Linked DNA regions of Homo sapiens: region 2 is linked to region 1. Evidence: read pairs that join two places in POLR2A ChIA-PET (ENCODE). Cell type or tissue: OCI-LY7. All regions are shown on one strand. Each heading gives the region's core, and the rest is flanking DNA. Links, peaks and the distances in the headings are about the cores only.

The links. ChIA-PET counts read pairs that join two places held together with the same protein. Peaks named below come from ENCODE experiments on the same cell type or tissue, not always from the same donor. Only the 100,000 strongest peaks of a DNase experiment are listed, where the experiment ranks them.
Region 2: POLR2A ChIA-PET joins it to region 1 with 22 read pairs; 7 of 35 experiments call an interaction of 5 or more read pairs at or near these places.

What each region holds. Positions count from the first base shown.
Region 1 is chr17:31,534,517-31,537,429 of GRCh38, forward strand. It overlaps RAB11FIP4 (RAB11 family interacting protein 4), which reads left to right. Exons shown (of 15, transcript NM_032932.6): 15 at 1-2,913. MIR4724 (microRNA 4724) reads left to right here and starts at 367; the gene lies at 367-455. RefSeq lists an enhancer at 995-1,294. In OCI-LY7, for the core only: a CTCF peak has its summit at 1,267; a DNase peak (open chromatin) is centred at 1,365; H3K4me3 peaks cover 1,329 bases; H3K27ac peaks cover 2,500 bases.
Region 2 is chr17:31,893,334-31,896,246 of GRCh38, forward strand. UTP6 (UTP6 small subunit processome component) reads right to left here. Exons shown (of 19, transcript NM_018428.3): 3 at 1,637-1,678; 4 at 1,312-1,404. Among named protein-coding and RNA genes, the nearest start is that of UTP6, 6.9 kb to the right of the region's middle. In OCI-LY7, for the core only: no CTCF peak of the experiment used is centred there; no DNase peak of the experiment used is centred there.

The DNA of each region.
Region 1 (2,913 bases), core at 176-2,675:
CCTGCCAAAGCACTGGGATTACAGGCATGAGCCACCATGCCTGGCCAGGACATATTTGAAATGGGGAGATTTTAAAAATTCTGATGATTAGACTGAATCCTCAGACGTTCTGGTTTGATTGTTGTGGGTGTAGCCCAGGCATGGGATTTTTTAAAGAGCTGCTCAGGTAATTCCAATTTAATTGCGTGTCCTACTTGGGTTTTTTGTTTGTTTTTATTGTTTTTGCTAAACCTGGCAACCCTACCGAGTAGGGATTAGCAGTAACTTATCTGAAATTTAGAGGTGTTTTGGGGGTGGGGCGAGGGTTTCTGTAGTAGACTCAGATTTTACATGGCCCTGAGCTGCCCTTGCGTTCAGTTGGAAGCCACGCAAAATGAACTGAACCAGGAGTGAGCTTCGTGTACATTATCTATTAGAAAATGAAGTACCTTCTGGTTCAGCTAGTCCCTGTGCGTTGAGAGGCTTTAAGAAACTTCTAGTAAAAATGTTTTTTTCTTTTAGCTTTGAATTGGCCAGAGTTTATCCTAGATTATTTTATTTTAAATTGGTAGAATTCTTTGCGAACTGTCACAGAGAAATTCCTTTTCATGACTTTATTTCTGACCTATTAAAACATGAACAGGCCAGGCATGGTGGCTCACGCCTGTAATCCTAGCACTTGGGAGGCAGTGGCAGGCGGATCACTTGAGCTCAGGAGTCCTAAACCAGCCTGGGCAACATAGTGATACCTTGTCTCTACCAAAAGTTAAAAAAAAAAAAAAAAAAGCTCAAGAACCTGCACGAGGGCCTAAAACAGTGGGCTCAGCTTTGGCTGTGCATTGGAATCACCTGGGGAGATTTGTAAGCTTCTGCTGTCTGGGCTGAACCCCCAGAGGTTCGGATTGAATTGGTGTGGGGTGTGGTCCAGGCATCGAGATGTGTAAAGACCTCCCCAGGTGATGATATGCAGTCCGAGGTTGAGACTGCCCTGTCCTGCAAGGTCGTTGGCCAGAGGTAGAGGAAACTGGTCAAAGTGGCTGTTGGGCTTGTCAAGCCCGTGGCTGAATGACAGTGAGCTCTCTTGCTGGGAGGGTTCCTTTTCCTGTTGTTGAATGGTCCTGGCCTGCAGGATGGGAGGCCAGATGCCTTCAGGAGCTGGTGGATCCAGCTGTTCTCACCAGCCTGGAGGTTAGCAGACCAGAGTGGGTGGGCAGGACCTTGGCCTGGTGCCCCTGGAATCAGTGGGTGGCATGTGTTGGGATATACTGGCTACAGGCTCATCTCAAAGAGCAGGTAGAACAGAGTCAGCAGGGAACTGACAGGTGGGGCTGTCCCCCTGAAAGCAGCCGCAGAAACAGCTGCCACCTATTTGCATAGCTGAGCAGGAGGACATACTGTCTTTGTGGGTTTTGCTTCTGGTCTGTTTCCTGACTGGGTTGATAAAGGGAGTCCCAGCTCGTTCCCTGTTAGCCAAACCAGCATCCTACTCACACACCGGACACTCCAGGTGCTAGTCCACTGGTGCTGGTGTTCAGGGGAGTTGGGGGGGGGGGGCGCGGGGACAGAAGCGCGGGTTCTTGGTTCCAATGAGGGACTTAGCAGAAGCCTCCAGGGGCCAGCAGGGCCAGGTGAAACTGGGAGAAATGAAGCCCTCTGTGTCCTGTGTGTGTGGTGGGGTTTAATGCATTAGCAAATTTAAACTTAAAAACTAACTCTAGGCCGGGCACGGTGGCTCACACCTGTAATCCCAGCACTTTGGGAGGCCAAGGCAGGTGGATTGCCTGAGCTCAGGAGTTCGAGACCAGCCTGGACAACATGGTGAAACTCTTGTCTTTATTTTTTTAAAAAAACAAAAAGTAACTTTCGATGTGATCATACCAGGAAAGTTTTGCGTGGTCACCATGCCAAGAAAATGACTTTGGTTGCCCAGCAGATCCACAGCGACTCTTTCTCAAGGGCTACTGTGGATTCTAGATTGAGGAAAGGGGCCACTTAGGACTCAGTGCTGGTATCCTCCACAGTCCTTTCTCCCAGACTCTGGCCCTCCCTTTGGGACCCAGGAAATCCCCTCTAGGGTGACGCTGCTGGCTAGGAAGACTGAGGTCTGCTGCGCCAAGGGGCCTCAAGTTAGAAGGGCCATGCCGTCAGTGGATGACTTTGAGCGCTGATCCTAGGGACCTGCCAGGTCCTCACTTCCTGCCCTGGGTGCACACATGAATGGGGCAGCCAGCAGGAAGCGGGAGAGGCTGGAACCAGGAGCCTGCCCTACCTGCATGGCAGGACAACTCTGAGGCCCTTCTGCCATATTCTCTGCTACCCACCAGAGAAAATAGGCTGCCTTCTAGAAAGATTTGTTTCTAAAAGCGTAGACCCTGGGGAAGTATAATGTCACCATGCTCACCAGGCGAGGTTTCCCATATGACCTCCCTGCCCCGACCTCGTAGGTTGCTCCTTTCCCCATCTGTAAGGTAGAGATGTCTGCCCCGGAGCTACCAGCTGGGGATGGCATCCAGGCCATGTCTCCTGCAGGATCCAAGTGCTGTTGTCCCCAGGGTGACCCTGCCTCCTGCTGGGGCCCATCCGCTTTGCTGTGCTGCACAGGCTGTTTTCATCTGCATGGTTTGGGGTCTTTGTCCTTGTGCCTTTTCTTCCCCATCGCCACTGTACAGGATTTTCCACATTGCCCACTGCCTCCTTTTCTACATCGTCTCATCTCCCTGGCCTTTCCCGAGCCCTGTAAATGTGTACTTTTTCAACGTGCCTCCCCCAGGTGAGGCCAGCTCTCCCGGGCACATTCGTCCACAAGGATCAGGCCCCACTTACCCTTGGCTCGCTCAGCCTGTAGACTTGGTAACTTTGTACAGAATCTTTCATTATTGTCTTAAGCATGGGGGGCTAGGACCCACTTAGTCCCTCCTCCAGCCTGCAGCTAAT
Region 2 (2,913 bases), core at 204-2,703, 360 kb after region 1:
AAGAATCACTTGAACCTAGGAGGCGAAGGTTGCAGTGAGCTGCCGAGATTGTGTGCCACTGCACTCTAACCTGGGTGACAGAGCAAGACTCCACCTCAAAAAAAAAAAAAAAAAAAAGCCAGGCACAATGGCTCAGGCCTGTAATCCCAGCACTTTTGGAGGCTGAGGCAGGTGGATCACCTGAGGTCAGGAGTTTGAGACCAGCCTGGCCAAGATGGTGAAACCCTGTCTACTAAAAATACAAAAATTAGCCAGGCGCGGTGGTGCGTGCCTGAAGTCCCAGGTACTGGGGAGGCTGAGGCAGGAAAATTGCTTCAATCTGGGAGGCAGAGGTTGCAGTGAGCCAAGATCACACCACTGCACTCTAGCCTGGGCAACAGAGCAAAACTCCATCCCCCACCAAAAAAAAAAAAAAAAAAAAAGAAGCAGATTTCAGAAAATCCAGTCACCTCTCATCCTATCTGGCTCTTCCTCACAAAGGCCTCCGATCTCTTAACTATGATAATTCAACCTTTCCCCCAACTCCCACTCACAATGCTCCAAAAAAACTTTGTTATCTATCCAGTTGGTTTAATGCAGTTCTTAAAGAATCTCAATCTGGGGTAGCAATATAAAATTTGTCATTACCAAGAATCCAAAATACTTCTCATATAATATACCCAATCCCAAACACTCCCGTAATCCCAGCACTTTGGGAGGCTGAGGTGGGCAGATCACTTGAGCCCAGGAGTTCGAGACCAGCCTAAAAAACATGACGAAACCCTATGTCTACCAAAAATACAAAAATTAGCCAGGCACGGTGGCATGCGCCTGTGATCCCAGCTACTGGGGAGGCTGAGGTGGGAGAATCATTTGAGCCTGGGAGGCAGAGGTTACAGTGAACCGAGATCACCCTACTGTACTCTAGTCTGGGCAACACAGTGAGACCTTATCTCAAAAAAAAAAAAAAAAGAAAAAAAAAAAAATCAAGTTTCTGAGGTATTGCCCCTACATAACCATTTATTTTCTAGCTCTAAGTCTTCAGTGTACTTACAAATATATACAAATATCTCCCAAATTTCCAATCCTTAGTAATGTATCAAATACACTGTTTTCAGCACTGTCCTCATAGAATAACTATAAGGTAATAAGATCAATTTTCTTACTGGTTTGTTAAGTGGCTCAAAAAATGTTTTGAGTAATGATACCATCATTAGAGTAAGTATAAAGATACCCAAGATAAAAATAGAAAACTGCATTTGAATCCCTAATACAATATGTATAATACTTATCTTCACATCTCATAAAGTTAAGGATGCCTTGATCACTCACTTTCCATTTTGCTGAGGCACGCTGGAAAACACCTTGTACCCGGTGTACAATAGAATTCTCAATCTCATCCTTCTTAAATGAATATCCAATGCGCTAAAGGGGGACATAAAAAAACAGAGCCTCAACTTAATCATATTTGTCCAAAACAGCATTCCTACTTGACCACTTAATGGTACTGATGAAGCAAACAAATAATTACAAATATCCATTATAGGCATATCACCACAGTTTTATCAACACTGTCTCCCAAACACAAGTCCTAACTATACAGCCATACTGCTTAGTTCTGTATTTTTCTCCAACTTCTAGAAAATCTTCTACTTACTGTTCTTCTTCTCTGGATCAGCTCCAAAAGATTAATTTCATACTATGAAAGAAAAACATACAAAAAAATGAGAAGCTAGAAAATCTAAAACCTTTTAAATACTGGAAATTTAGTTAAAGTCATAAAACAAAAATCGAGAATATAAAATAAAAAATAATGTGCTATCACATAATTTACAATAAATGTCTAGAACTCACTTAAAATTCACTTAGCTATAAAACTTAAACAGAATTAACAAGCTTATAATTACATGCTTCACTTAAAAATTATTCCATGAAATATTTCAAGCATATAAAACACCCCATGCAGCTACAATGCAGCTACACCAAACCTACATTGCACTACATTTGCTTCAAATCTTTTTTAGAAATAAAACAGTTCGTATAAAAATGAAGCTACCTATGTACCTATCTCTGATTCTACTCTTCTCCCTCTCCAGAGGCAGCAATTACCTTGACTTTGTTATCATTCCCAAACATGACTTTGGACTTTATTATAATGATGTCTTGAATGCCTTTAAATTTTACATAAATGGTATCATGCTACATCCATCAATCCATAGGTGTTTTGTTTTGTTTTTTTGAGACGGGGTCTCCCTCTGTCGCCCAGGCTAGAGTGCAGTGGCATAATCTCGGCTCACTGCAACCTCTGCCTCCTGGCTTTAAGAGATTCTCCTGCCTCAGCCTCCCGAGTAGCTTGGATTACAGGCGCCTGCCACCATGCCCGGCTAATTTTTGTATTTTTAGTAGAGATGGGGTTTCACCATGTTGGCTAGGCTGGTCTTGAACTCCCGACCTCGAGTGATCCACCCACCTTGGCCTCCCAAAGTGCTGGGATTATAGGCATGAGCCACCGTGCCCGGCCCATCAATCCATATTTCTACTCAACATTATCCCTTTAGCTATATCCCTATTCACCGAGGCTGGTGGTGTGTGCCTGTAATCCCAGCTACTTGGGAGGCTGATCAGGAGGTAGAGGTTACAGTCAGCCGAGATCATGTCACTGCACTCCAGCCTGGGTGACGGAGCGAGACTCCATCTCAAAAAAGAAAAAAAAAAAAAAGTTTGCTCTTATAATGAATATAAAGCAGTCCTACACCTGGTTTTTTTTTATTGTTTGTTTTTTTGAGATGGAGTCTCGCTCTGTCGCCCAGGCTGAAGTGCAGTGGCGCAACCTAGGCTCACTGCAACCTCCGCCTCCCGGATTCAAGCAGTTTTCCTGCCTCAGCCTCCCCAGTAGCTGGGATTACAGGTACGTGCTACCGTGCCTGGCTAATT